Linked DNA regions of Homo sapiens: region 2 is linked to region 1. Evidence: read pairs that join two places in POLR2A ChIA-PET (ENCODE). Cell type or tissue: CD4-positive, alpha-beta T cell. All regions are shown on one strand. Each heading gives the region's core, and the rest is flanking DNA. Links, peaks and the distances in the headings are about the cores only.

What was found. Peaks named below come from ENCODE experiments on the same cell type or tissue, not always from the same donor. Only the 100,000 strongest peaks of a DNase experiment are listed, where the experiment ranks them.
Region 2: POLR2A ChIA-PET joins it to region 1 with 6 read pairs; 4 of 35 experiments call an interaction of 5 or more read pairs at or near these places.

What each region holds. Positions count from the first base shown.
Region 1 is chr1:204,017,050-204,025,038 of GRCh38, forward strand. No RefSeq gene overlaps it. Among named protein-coding and RNA genes, the nearest start is that of LINC00303, 20 kb to the right of the region's middle. In CD4-positive, alpha-beta T cell, for the core only: no CTCF peak of the experiment used is centred there; no DNase peak of the experiment used is centred there.
Region 2 is chr1:204,110,296-204,116,715 of GRCh38, forward strand. SOX13 (SRY-box transcription factor 13) reads left to right here. Exons shown (of 14, transcript NM_005686.3): 2 at 2,620-2,839; 3 at 4,026-4,137; 4 at 4,224-4,310; 5 at 6,212-6,384. The coding sequence starts at 2,621. Among named protein-coding and RNA genes, the nearest start is that of ERLNC1, 28 kb to the right of the region's middle. In CD4-positive, alpha-beta T cell, for the core only: no CTCF peak of the experiment used is centred there; a DNase peak (open chromatin) is centred at 4,566.

The DNA of each region.
Region 1 (7,989 bases), core at 1,705-5,704:
CATGTATCATTAATGTGTATGTGGGGAGAACCACAGGGTGATTGCTCACTTCCCAGTGGAGTTTGGAAGTTTATATATCATCCTGGCAAAACAGACTATGGGAGCGGGAGAAGAGGAATTCTGCTGAGGGGCAATAAAGGATTACTAGGGAGAATGCATGGATGCCAGAACAGAGATTAACTTGTCTTAGTCCTGCAGGGAGGGGAAGAAAAAACAATTGTTCTCCTTTGTGGGTCTGGATTTTGGGCAGATAAAGGAACTTCAGAGAACAACTTCATCCTGGATTTGGGAGAGTCAGTGAGGGGGAGGTCAGAGAGACCTTGAGGTTTCTTCTTCATTCATGATATGATTTGGCTCTGTCCCCACCTAAATCTCCTCTTGAATTGTAGTTCCCATAATCCCCATGTGTTATTGGAAGAACCTGGTGGGAGGTAATTGAATCATGGGGGCAGTTACCTCCACGCTGTTCTTGTGATAGTGAGCGAGCTCTTACGAGATCTGATGGTTTTATAAGGGGCTTTTCCCCACCTTAGCTCTGCACTTCTCCTTGCTGCTGTCAAGTGAAGAAGAACTTGTGTTTGCTTCCCCTTCCACCATGATCGTGAGTTTCCTGAGGCCTCCCCAGCTCTGCAGAACTGTGAGTCAATTAAACCTCTTCCTTTATAAATTACCCAGTCTCAGGTATGTCTTTATTAGCAGCGTGAGAAGGGACTAATACAGTTCAGCATGTCAAAAGGCCATATTTTGGAATCTTGGTTTCAGAGCCCAACAATCACATGGGATGGGTAACATTGTTTTGTGCATTTTGGGAAAATGTAATCATGACACCAACTTTTGGTTCTTCAACCTTCCTTCCTTCCAAGGAGTCTTATTGGAAGAACTCAAGACCACATGTTTTTGTATATTTGTTAACTTTAGCCATTTTTCTGTTGACAATCCTTCCCCAAAGAGAACTTCTTACCTAGCTTCCCTTCCCAATACATGGTGATGTGAATAAGGGTTTGCCAATGTCCAGTGGGTTTATTGAATGGAGATTATAGGCTGTACCTCCTCAGAGAGAAATTCAACAGAATGAGAGAAAAAATCACATCTATTTCAGCAGTTCAACAAGGTTATTAGTGAGATATCACATGATATATTAGTTTTTAATTGTTGTATAATAAAATACCAAAAGTTTAGTGCCTTAAAACAATATAGATTTATGATCTCACAGTTTCTGTGAGTCAGGAGTCTGGCATGTTTTAGCTGGGTCCCTAGCTCATGGTCCCACCAGGCTGAAATCAAGGTGGCAGCTGGGTTTGTCTTCATCTGGAGGCTTAGCTATGGAAAGGTTTATTTCTAAGCTCCCTCGGGTTGTTGGGAGAGTTCATTTTCTTGCAGTTGCATACCTGAGGTTCCCATTTCCTTGCTAGCTGTTAGCTGGGAACTGCTTTCAACAACTAGAAGTTACTCTCTGGTCTTTGCCATGCAGCCCTCTCCAATGGCCCTTTGAACATGGTAACCTACTTCTTCAAGGCCAGCAGAAGAATCTCTTTCATTTCGGAATCTCTTTCTCTTCAAATCTCTGACTTTAAGATGGGCCCTGATAGTGTTTGAATGTGTGTCCTCTTTAAAACTCATGCTGAAATATGATCCCCAGTGTTGGAGGTGGGGCCTGGTGGAAGGTGTTTGGATCATGGGAGCAGATCCCTCATGAATGTATTGGTTATCCCTTCCCCACCCACCTTGCCCCGGGGTAATGTGTTCACATGAGATCTAGTTAAAAAGAGTCTGGGGACCCAGCACAGTGACTTATGCCTGTAATTCCAACAGTTTGGGAGGCCAAGGTGGGAGGATTGCTTGAGCTCAGGAGTTCGAGACTAGCCTGGGAAACATAGTGAAATCTCATCTCTACTAAAAATTCAACAAATTAGTTAGGCATGGGGGCACAAGTCTGTAGTCCTGCCTCAAGAGGCTGAGGTTGGGAGAATCACTTGAGCCCAGAAGGATTGCTTGAGCCCAGGAGGTTGCAGTGAGCTGTGATTGTGCCACTGCATTCCAGCCTGGTGGACAGAGCAAGATCCTGTCTCAAAAAAAAAACAAAAAACAAAAAACAAAAACAAAAAAACCTGTCTTCAATCTTCCACATCTCTCTCTTGCTCCCTCTCTTGCCATGTGACAAATCTGCTCCCCCTGTGCCTTCTACCATGAATAAAAGGTTCCTGAGGCCTCACCAGAAGTTTAGCATTTGCTGGTGCCATTCTTGTACAGCCTGCAGAACTGTGAGTGAAATAAACCTCTTTTCTTTATAAATTACACAGTCTCAGGTATACCTTTATAAGAAAGCAAAATGGACTAATACAGGCCTTGTCTCTTTTAAGGACTCACCTAGTTAGGTCAGGTCCATCCAGGATAATCTCCCTTTTGATTAGCTCAAAGTCAGCTGATTTGGGACCTTCAATACATCTGCAGAATTCTTTCGCCTTTGTCAAGTAACATAACATAATCATGAGAACCATCAGCCCAAAGATGGTACAGAGGAGTAGAGGGTAGCCCAGAGCAAACATATGGAGTGAGAACAGGAGAAGCCCCAGAAAACCAACATTCAGGAAGCAGAAAGAATACAAGGAACCACTGATGGACCCTGAGAAGGAGTAGCCAGAGACATAGGAAGACAACCAGGGGAGCTGTCTTGCTGCGGAAGACAGGCATGGGAGTTTTAAAATATGTGCACAAATTCTTTGCTATCCCTCCCTTTAAAAGGTGGTATCTAAATCTCTTCCTCTTAAGTGTGGGCTAGACTTAGTGACTCACTTCTAATGAATAGAATAAAGTGGGCTGAGTGCGGTGGCTCACGCCTGTAATCCCAACACTTTGGGAGGCCGAGGCAGGCAGATCACTTGAGGCCAGGAGTTTGAGACCAACCTGGGCAACATGGTAAAACCCCGTCTCTACTAAAAATACAAAAGTTAGCTGGTTGTGGTGGCACGCGCCTGTAATTCCAGCTGCTTGAGAGGCTGAGGCATGAGCATTGCTTGAACCTGTGAGGTGGAGGTTGCAGTGAGCCGACATCAAGCCACTGCACTCCAGCCTGGGCCACAGAGCAAGACTCCGTCTCAAAAAAAAAAAAAAAAAAGTATAAAGTGGAAGTGACAATGTGTGAATTTGGAGACTAGGTCATTAAAAGCACTGCAAATCCTGCCTCTTTCTTGCTGGGGGATGTTACTGCAGTGTCATGGCACAAATAGCGTTTGGAGACATTCACATCATGAGGAACTGAGGCATCCAGCCAAAAGCCATGTGAAGAGCCATGTTGGTAGGACCCCAGCCCCAGTCAAGCCTTCAAAGTGACTGTAACTACACGACAGACTTTGAACCAGAATCACCCTGCTAAGTCGTTCTGGAATTCCTGACCCACAGAAACTGTGAGATAATAACTCTTTGTTGTTGTTGTTGTTGTTGTTGTTATCGTTGCTGTTGTTGTTTTTGAGACAGAGTCTTGCTCCATCGCCCAGGCTGGAGTGCAGTGGCACGATCTCAGCTCACTGCAACCTCTGCCTCCTGGGTTCAAGCAATTCTCCTGTCTCAGCCTCCCGAGTAGCTGGGACTACAGGTGCCTGCCACCACGCCCAGCTAATTTTTGTATTTTTAGTAGAGATGGGGTTTCACCTTGTTGGTCAGGCTGGTCTTGAACTCCTGGCCTCAGGTGATCCATCCACCTGCCTCAGCCTCCCAAAGTGCTAGGATTACAGGCATGACCCCCCGTGCCCGGCCAACTCTTTGTTGTTTTAAGGCACTAAAGTTTTGGAGTAATTGGTTACACAGCAGTAGATAATGAATACAATAAGGGAGCAGGTAGTTTTTCAAGGGAAGAGTGATCAACCATATCCATGCAGAATTTAGCTTGATTTTTTTTTAACACAGTTATCTTCTGGTGGGTACTGAGTCCTGTTGTATTATTCCAGAGTTGAGGAAGTTTAACTCAGCTTTTGTAGGAGTCCCTTGGCTAGGATGAATACAATCATGTGAAACTAGCAATCATTTGCTTTTTCACTTATATAATGCTGGAGGGGAAGAAAAAAAGGAGCATCTGGAGACTGCAATCAATCAGTCCTCACTCACAAGACAGCTTTGGCTCATTGCAGAGTGAATTTGGAAGAGCTTTATTTTTTATTTTTTTATTTTTTAGACAGAGTCTCACTCTGTCGCCCAGGCTGGAGTGCAGTGGTGCAATCTCGGCTCGCTGCAATCTCTGCCTCCCGGGTTCAAGTGATTCTCCTGCCTCAGCCTCCTAAGTAGCTGGGACTACAGGCACCCGCCACCATGCCTGGCTAATTTTTTTTTTTTTTTTAGTAGAGACGGGGTTTCACCGTGTTAGCCAGGATGGTCTCGATCTCCTGAACTCGTGATCGGCCTGCCTTGGCCTCCCAAAGTGGTGGGATTACAGGCGTGAGCCACCGCGCCCGGCCTTTTTTTTTTTTTTCTTTTTTTTAAGGCACCAACTTACAAATCCTTCCTGTGCCTTTGGCCAGCAGGCTTATAGGGAGTAAAATCAAATAACTGAACGTTCTCTGCTACCCCTCTGAATTCTTCTGGGTGAAATCAAGACATCTGTTGATGGCTTTATTATTTCCAGTAAATGATCCAAAGTGACTTGTGCTTTAGTCAGTCATCACTTGATTGAGCAGCTCTTGAAGAGGGAGAATGTCCCAGGAATCTTACTTCTGTTTCCACCTCTTGTCCAAAACTTGTCTCTCAAAGGCCTCACAGAACTCAATGCCAAATAGACAGACCCTTTCTTAGTTGCACACTTTTTGACATAGATCAGCCAGTTTGGTGAGAAGGAAGCCCTAATGCTCTCAGCATCCAAGGCACTATGTGCAATAAATTAACTTCTCTCCTTTGCATTTAAATGGAACTGGTTATGTACCTTGGGGGAATTGAGAAAACAGTCACCCAAATAATATTCTGTATTCCATGGTTCAGACGCGGAACACTGGTTGAGAAAGATACTCAGGCAGGTATGTTGGATTTTACAGTTGCTTCCGTTTGAATCACTGGCTGACTTAGCATGGCATTGGTAAGCTTTTCAATTTGTTCTTGCTCCAGATTTAAACACATTTACTACAGTTCTTTACTTCTTAGTTTTTTACATTTTATTTTAGCTTTGAAAGTTCCTTGGTCCTTTAATCCTTCAAGTCTTCAAGTCTTTTAACTTGTACTGATTTGGCAGTTTAATTGTTCTTAGCATGCTTTGTCTTTTCTTCCTATTTTATACATCTTTATTTTATTTCACTTAACCTTTTTGTCCTCAATCACATATATATATCACATATACATATATATCATATATACATATGTATATTTATCATATATACATATATATATATATTTTTTTTTTTTTTGAGACAGAGTCTCACTCTGTCACCCAGGCTGAAGTGCAGTGGCACAATCTCGGCTCGCTGCAACTTCCACCTCCCAGGGTCAAGTCATTCTCTTGCCTCTGCCTCCCGAGTAGCTGGGATTACAGGCACACACCATCACACCCAGCTAATTTTTGGATTTTAGTAGAGACGGGGTTTCACCATGTTGGCCAGGCTGCTCTCGAACTCCTGACCTCACGTGATCTGCCCTCCACAGCCTCCGAAAGTGCTGATATTACCGGTGTGAGCCACCATGCTCAGCCCTCAATCATATTTTTTGTTTCTTCTTGTCACTTTAAACTTTATAGTTGCTTCTTGCTTTTTTTTTTTTTTTTGAGACAGGGTCTCACTGTCATTCAGGCTGGAGTGCAGTGGCAAAATCATGACTTACTGTAGCCTCAAACTCCTGGGCTCAAGTGATCTTCCCACCTCAGCCTCCCAAGCTGAGACTACAGGGACGTACCACCACACCCGGCTCATTTTAAAATTTTTTGTAAAGATGAGGTCTCACTATGTTGTCCAGGCTGGTCTTGAATTCCTGGCCTCAAGTGATCCTCTTTCTTGGCCTCCCAAAGTGCTGTGATGACAGGCGTGAGCCACTGTTGCCCTCTTTTTATCTTGTCTTTTATTACAGTTTTGATTTTTCCATTAATTTAATATTTTTTCTTTATTAAATGCTTTTTTGGCCAGGCACAGTGGCTCATGCCTGTAATCCTAGCACTTTGGGAGGCCGAGGCGGGCAGATCACCTGAGGTCAGGAGTTCAAGACCAGCCTGGCCAACATGATGAAATGCCATCTCTACTAAAATACAAAAATTAGCCGTGCAAGATGGCAGGTGCCTATAATCCCAGCTACTCCAGAGGCTGAGATGGGAGAATCACTTGAACCCGGGAGACGGTGATTGCAGTGAGCTGAGATTGAGCCACTGCACTCCAGCTTGGGCGGCTGAGTGAGAGTCCATCTCAAAAAAAAAAAAATTAAATAAATAAATAAACAAATGCTTTTTAAAAAATAACTTACTTTCTCTTGATTTATTAAATGGAAGGCATAAGCACAGTTCTAATGTGCGGCTGTGCTGTGCAGATGACCCACAGCTTAAGCTAAGGGGGCCAGAAGTTTTTCCCCTCTGTTTTGTGGTGCTGGCTTCCTTTAATGGGCACATATTATCTTCCTAGTTAAAAAAATCTTAACCTGATTGATATAGGAGACCTGCTGGCCAGAAGTTCCCCTAAGGTTAAGATTCCCATTCCCTGGTGTACAAACCCTGAATAATCCCTTCCCCTTGAGTGTGGGTGGGACATGTAAATATCCCACTCCTGTGTACCACCTTTGGGCTGATGACTCTCTAACCCAGGGGTTGGCAGACTTTTTCTGAAAGGGCCACATGGCTTTGTGGGCCATACAGTCTCTGTTGCAAATACTCAACTCTGCTGCTGTATTATGAAAGCAGGCATAAGGAATACAGAAATGGAGTTGGGCACAGTAGTTCATGCCTATAATCCCAGCACTTTGGGAGGCCAAGGTGGGAGGATTGCTTGAGGTTAGGAGTTGAGGACCAGCCTGGACAACATAGGGAGACCCCATCTCTACAAAAACTAAAAATAAAAAATTAGCCAGGTGTGGTGGTGCATGTCTGCAGTCCTAGCTACTTGAGAGGTTGAGGCAGGAGAATCTTTTGAGCCCAAGAGTTCAAGTTACAGTGAGCCATGATCATACCACTGCATTCCGCCCTAAGTGATAGAGCAAGACCCTATCTCTTAACTAACTAACTAACTAACTAAATAAATAAATAAATCAGAATGAATGGGCTTGACTGTGTTTCAATAATGCTTTATTTGCAAAACAGGCTGCCAGCCCCCTGGCCATGGTTTACTGACTCTAAACCATATCACCTTCCCCAGACCCTTCTCCTGGACTCCAGATGCACCTCCACCTGCCCTCTGGGCATCTCATCTTAGCTGTCTCAGAGGCAGGTCAGACTCATCTCCTCCTGTAGTCCACTCCTGACACCTAGTTTTTTCCTGTGTTCTCTGTCTTATAAACCATATCCCCATCTTGTCAAGTGCTGGAGTCGGAAAACCAGACATGATCTCCCCTCATCTCTCTCCCCAACGTCCCATATCTAATCAGTCACCAATTAGTCTAATTTCTAAAGTTATCTCAGATCTATGCCCTTGATTCCATCTGTACTGCTACCAATCACTATTTCCTATCTCAAATACCATGACAGTCCCCTGCAGTGGGCAGAAAAATGGCCTGGCAAAGATGTCCACATCCTAATCCCCAGAACCTATGAATATTTTGCCTTGCATGAGAAAAGGGACTTTGCAGATGTGACTAAATGAAGGATCTTGAGATAGGGAGGTTATCCTGGGTTATCCAGAGGGGCCCAATGTAATCACAAAGGTCCTTATAAAAGAGAGGTTGGGTTGGACGTGGTGGCTCACACCTGTAATCCCAGCACTTTGGGAGGCCGAGGTGGGTGCATCACTTGAAGGTCAGGAGTTTGAGACCAGCCTGGCCAACGTGGTGAAACCCCCATCTCTACTAAAAATACAAAAATTAGCCGGGCATGGTGGCAAGTGA
Region 2 (6,420 bases), core at 2,167-6,166, 94 kb after region 1:
TTTTGTATTCTTTTGTAGAGACAGGGTCTTGCTATGTTGCTCATGCTAATGGGCAACATAGCAAGACCCTGTCTCTACAAAAAAAATACAATACTCCTGGCCTCAAGCAATCCTCCTGCCTTAGCCTCTCAAAGTGTTGAGATTACAGGCATGAGCCCCTGTGCCTCTAGATTACTTATAATACCTAATATAATGTTAATCATATATAAATAGTTTTTGCACTATATTGTCTAGGGAATAATGACAAGTCTACTTGTTCAGTACAGATGAAATTTCTTTTTTAAATATTTTTGATCTGAGGTTGGTTGAATCCATGGATGTGGAACCTACAAATACAGAGGGCTGATTGTATATATTTTATTCAATTATAATGCTTATTTAAAATACTCTACATGTACTCTATTATATACAATGCGTGTTTCATAATACATAACAAACATTTTACAGAGTTGATGCAATCTATCCAAATGCATCCATACAGAGCTGATGCAGTATTTAAATACCATACTGCACCTGGGAGGTTTAAGGAATTTTTTTACTGTAGGGATATTTTTACTATATCTGATTTTAGCCTTACATACTTCCCCTAAACATCTAATCCCCATGCAAAAAAAAAAAAATCAAAAAATGTATTTAACAGTGCTTTTCTAACTAGTGCATATCAAAATCACCTGGAGGTCTTGTTAAACCTGATCCCTGGCCTAACTCCCAGAGATTCTGATTTGTGGGAGGGACTTATGACTTTGCCTCTCAAACAAGCCCCCAAGGCATGCTGAAGCTGCTGGTCCTTATACTGCATTCCAACTAGTAGTGGTTTAACAAACACCAGATCATGTGATGTTATTTGGAAATGTGATAAACAAGGAAACAACAAAACACCAGATCGGTGCTTACTGGTGCCACAAACTATTCTAAGTACCATATAAATATCAACTCCTAGTCCTCACGGCCATCCTATAGTGTAGAGACTCTTACCATGCTCATTTTACAGATGAGGAAACTTGAAGTACAGAGCAGCTAAGCAACTTGCCCTAGGTCACTTGGCTAGTCAGTAGCTGAGGCAGGACCCATGCATAGCTGGAACCTGCTGTGTTCCCACTAGAACCCAGAGCGCATCTCTGTGACTTTGGAGGATAGGCATCTGCTGCTCCGCCCAAGCCTGGCATGACCCCTGGAAACCACTCCCTGAGATGCTGCGATTGCTCAGCTCCTCAGATGTCCCAGGCAGTGATGTGACAGGAAAGGAACAGCAGGTGCAGAGTCTCAAGAGGGTCTGCCAGGTATACCAGCTGCTTAAACTAGGAACTGCAAACTCAGATGCCTATGGTGGCCAGACTCTGAGAGATTCTAGCTAGATACCGGAAAATATTTTTCGTAAAGCCAATCATCTCAGTCTGTTATTCCCCCCACCCCCGCCCTTTATTTTTTTAAAGAGATGGGAGTCTCATTAGGTTGTCCAGACTGGCCTCAAACACCTGACCTCAAGTGATGTGCCTTCCTCAGCCTCTTGAGTAACTGGGATTACAGGCATGAACCACCATACCCGGCTATTTCCCCCCGTGTGATAGATGCATGAAGCAAGAAATCATTTACTTTTACCTTATCTCCACTGTAAGAAGAAGACTATATGTCTTATATATAGAAGAATATATGTCTTATATAGTTAATACTTGGTTTCCTTTTTGAGGAGTAGTAGGAGTGTAGAGGCTAAAGTAGACTGGCCTGTCCATAAGAAATACCCATTACTCAATTCCAGCCAATTTTTACCACAAAAACAATTGAGCTAGAAGTTCAAATCTAGATTTTTATGTGTTATCTCTTGATTTTTAAGTATTGGTAACTAATTATAAAAATGCATTTGTAGGCTGGGCGTGGTGGCTTACGCCTGTAATTCCAGCACTTTGGGAGGCTGAGGCGGGCAGATCACCTGAGGTCAGAAGTTGGAGACCAGCTTGGCCAACATGGCAAAACCCCATATCTACTAAAAATACAAATATTAGTTGGGGGTGGTGGCGTGTGCCTGTAATTCCAGCTACTCGGGAGGCTGAGGCAGGAGAATCACTTGAACCTGGGAGGCGGAGGTTGCAGTGAGCCGAGATCGTGCCCTTGCACTCCAGCCTAGGTGACAGAGTGAGACTCTGTCTCAAAAAAAAAAAAATGCATTTGTATACATACAAACATGCACAGACACATGCACACATGCGTGCACACACACACACACACACACACACACTTTCTCTCTCTCGCTGTCGCTCTCCAACTCTGTTGGGCTCAGAAACAGCCAGTCAGTATCTGGCCTCGTTAGTTGGGCCGTCAGTCCACTAGTCCCGTAGTCCCAAGCATTACACAGGCAGCTGCTGCGCAAGGGTAGGCCCACTCTTCTCTAGAACTTTTTGTTTAAAAAGCAAAAAACAAAACAAAAAAGCATGAGGGATACAAGAGGCTTTGCTGATTTTTCTGTGGGTTCACAAGTAAGCTTGCCCTTTCTGTGAGTGTGCCCATGTGACAGGCACCAGGAGGCACTTGGGTGGGGTCAGGGGAGCAAACAGTAGGGTCACTGCCTCTGGGCAGAAGTTTACGACTGGGGACTCACCTCAGCTCACTCTGTCCCTCCCCCAGGATGTCCATGAGGAGCCCCATCTCTGCCCAGCTGGCCCTGGATGGCGTTGGCACCATGGTGAACTGCACCATCAAGTCAGAGGAGAAGAAAGAGCCTTGCCACGAGGCCCCCCAGGGCTCAGCCACTGCCGCTGAACCTCAGCCTGGAGACCCAGCCCGGGCCTCCCAGGATAGTGCTGACCCCCAAGCTCCAGCCCAGGGGAATTTCAGGGGCTCCTGGGTCAGTGTCCCCGCCCTGCCTCCATCCTCACACCCATGCGCTGTACCTGGGCTCTCTGCTCGGCTGGGCAGGCCCACTCCCCTAGATGGCAGCAGATACAGGCAGAAGTGGTGATCCTAGGGGTAAGACGCCATGTAGGGAAGCAGGGAGGCACTGCCAAGTTCAGTCTGAGGCTGGAAGCGGGGTCACCTATCAGAGCAGGACCTAGACTCATGCCTGTACTTACTCGCTTGATAGTGACAGTTCACCTATGTGTGACCCAGTCCTTGCTTCTGAGGACTAGATGGGGAGATGGGACACACATGCTAAAGTTTGGCTTTAAAGTAATCTACCAGATTTTTCAGATGATTTGGGAAAATCAACCTGATTACACAAGCAAGAATTAGGTCACTGTTAAAGATGATACGGTTCTTGACCCTTAAAAAAACAAGAGAATTGAGCTGCATGATTCATAAGGATTCTTGCAGCTCCTAAAAATTCTGATTTCACATATGAGATGTAAAAAGGTGATATATAATTAAAATCCAAATAAGTGAAAATGAGGAGAGTTATGGGCTCTAAGAAAGAATCCAGCCTGGAGGAAGGAGGTGGGGGGTGGGGGCACTGGTGATCAAGGAAGGCTTCCTGGAGAAGTAGAGCCTCAAGCTAGGCCTTAAAGGATGGGGAGGACTTTGACGAGAAGAGGAGTGAGGCAGGCAGTGGGGAGTGTGAGTAACTTTTGCCAGCCCCTACCTGCTCCCCTATGCAGCCCAGCTGGTGTAGTGGGTATGTTCAAGGGAGTGATAACTAATAGCTGACTTTTGGCCCCTGATTGTAATGGCAAATCTCATTCACATGCATTAACTCCCTTGATCCCAGCAACAATCCTGTGACAGAGGAGGTATTAATATTTCCATTTTCAAAAGAGGGAAGTCAGGTTCAGAGCATTTCAGGGACTTGTGTGGGATCAAGCATCGTGTGAGTCACTGAGCCTGGACTGAAACCCAGGTCTTTTGTTTTGAAATCTTCTGTTCTTTTCCTAAACAAAGCTTGGGCAGGTGGAGGCCAAAGGGACCTAGTGAGTGGAGAAGTAGGACTTGGATAGGGCTGGGATCCCTCAGGGTACACATCTTTGGGGTGCCCAGCCCTCCCTGCAGCCTGTCCCCTTCTCTTGGGGGTTATGGTGACAATTCAGTATGTCTTGCAGGACTGTAGCTCTCCAGAGGGTAATGGGTCCCCAGAACCCAAGAGACCAGGAGTGTCGGAGGCTGCCTCTGGAAGCCAGGAGAAGCTGGACTTCAACCGAAATTTGAAAGAAGGTAGGATGTCTGCCCTAGTTAGAAGCAGAGGCCTGAGGCAGGGAGGTGTTAAGACGGTTATTCCTCACCCCTTTGCTGTCTTCCAGTGGTGCCAGCCATAGAGAAGCTGTTGTCCAGTGACTGGAAGGAGAGGTTTCTAGGAAGGAACTCTATGGAAGCCAAAGATGTCAAAGGTGAAGGCCTGTTGGGGGTGGGGGAGATGTTTGAACCCCATCTCTCTTCTCCTGGTCTGGCCACGCAGCCTGGCTCTGTAGGGCAGTTCTTGGTACATACCTATCCTGTGCCATCTGGCTCCTGCCTGGCCTTAGGGGTCATCACCATCCCTCGCCTGGAGGCCCCAAGCATTAGGTCTCACTCATCCCATGCAGGAGAGGCCTGGTAGGAATCAAATCCCATGACTCTGAATCTGGGCTCTCACCAGGCACCCTTGTGACTTCAGGCATGTCATTGCCACTTCCCGAGTCTAACCGCAAAATGAGCAGAAAGTTCCCTTTCACTCTAATTAATTCTAGGTCAGTTGGACCTCACTAAGTGAGTGAAAAGTAGTTACTAATGGGCTGCTGCTTGGGTTCCTTAGAGTGATTTTTTTTTTTTTTTAAGATACAGTCTCCCTGTGTCGCCCAGGCTGGAGTGCAGTGGCACAATCTTGGCTCACTGCAGCCTCAACCTCCTGCATGATCCTCCTATCTCAGCCTCCTGAGTAGCTGGGAACACAGGCACCTGCCACCAAGCCAGGCTAATTTTTATATTTTTTTTGTAGAGATGACGTCTTACTATGTTGCCCAGGCTGGTCTCGAACCCCTGGGCCTAAACAGTCCTCCCACCTTGGCATCTCAAATTGCTAGGATTGCAGGCATGAGCCACCCACTGCACCCAGCCAGAATGATCATTTTTGCATTGTCATTGATCACACCCACAGAGGGAACTTTAAAACCGTACAGATGCCCAGGCTCCACCCCCACCTATTGAATGGGAACCCCAGGGTATGGTAGGGGCCTGGGCCTCTATACTTCTCAAAGGATCCATGAGTGATTCCGATGTTGTTTTTTTTTTTTTTTTTAAAAAAAAAAAAAAAAAAAAAGGTCTATGGCCAGGCACTCAGGAATAAACTGCTGCATCAGACAGGAGCTAAACTGGAGGTCAGGGGGACACTAACATTTATTGGTTGAGGACCATGTGCCAGATCCTGGACTAAGAGCTTTGCATATATTAGCGCTTCTTCTTCTTTTTTTTTTTTTTTTTTTTTTTTTGGAGAGAGACAGCTCGCTCTGTTGCCCAGGCTGGAGCGTAGTGGTGTGATTTCGGCTCACTGCAAAGTTCACCTCCTGGGTTCAAGCGATTCTCCTGTCTCAGTCTCCCAAGTAGTTGGGATTACAGGTATGCGCCACCATACCCGGCTAATTTTTGCATTTTTGTAGAGATGGGGTTTTACCATGTTGTTCAGGCTGGTCTCGAACTCCTGACCTCAAGTGATCCACCTGTCTCGGCCTCCCAAAGTGCTGGGATTACAGGCGTGAGCCACCACACCTGGCCTCTATTAGCTCATTTATCCCTCATAGTAACCCTCTGAGGTGATTATTATTATGCCCACTTACCAAGATTTTGAAAACCCTAAAGTGCAGAGAAATTGGTAACTTGCCTAACAGCTCACAGACAGGATGGGTTGAAATGGGAATTTGACCCCAGACCTGTCTTGCTTCAAAGCCTGAGTGTGTCCCACTGGATCCCTCCGATGGGATGGTTGTCCACCCTGACCCTGTGTGGCGCTGAGCACTCGAGGACATTGAAGAGGCCTGGGGCTCTGGGGCTGACATGTCCCACTGTCAGCATTTTCAGGGGGCCTGGAATTCATGGCTAATAGGGGAGAACTTCTAGGCTAGTAGTTGCCAGGTAGCAACATGAAGAGCCCCCTTCAAGGCAAGCATCTTGTGTCATCATCTCTGTGGCTCAGCCCCTAATGGTCCTGGGACATAGCAATTGCTCAATAAGTTTCTGATGGATGGGTGGATAGATGGATGGATGTATAGATGAACAAGTAAAAAGTCTCAATGGGGTCTGTTTCACTGTGGAGCAGGGACCCAAGAGAGCCTAGCAGAGAAGGAGCTCCAGCTTCTGGTCATGATTCACCAGCTGTCCACCCTGCGGGACCAGCTCCTGACAGCCCACTCGGAGCAGAAGAACATGGCTGCCATGCTGTTTGAGAAGCAGCAGCAGCAGATGGAGCTTGCCCGGCAGCAGCAGGAGCAGGTAGGTCCTGTTCGGTGGGTGTAGCTTTCTTTCCAG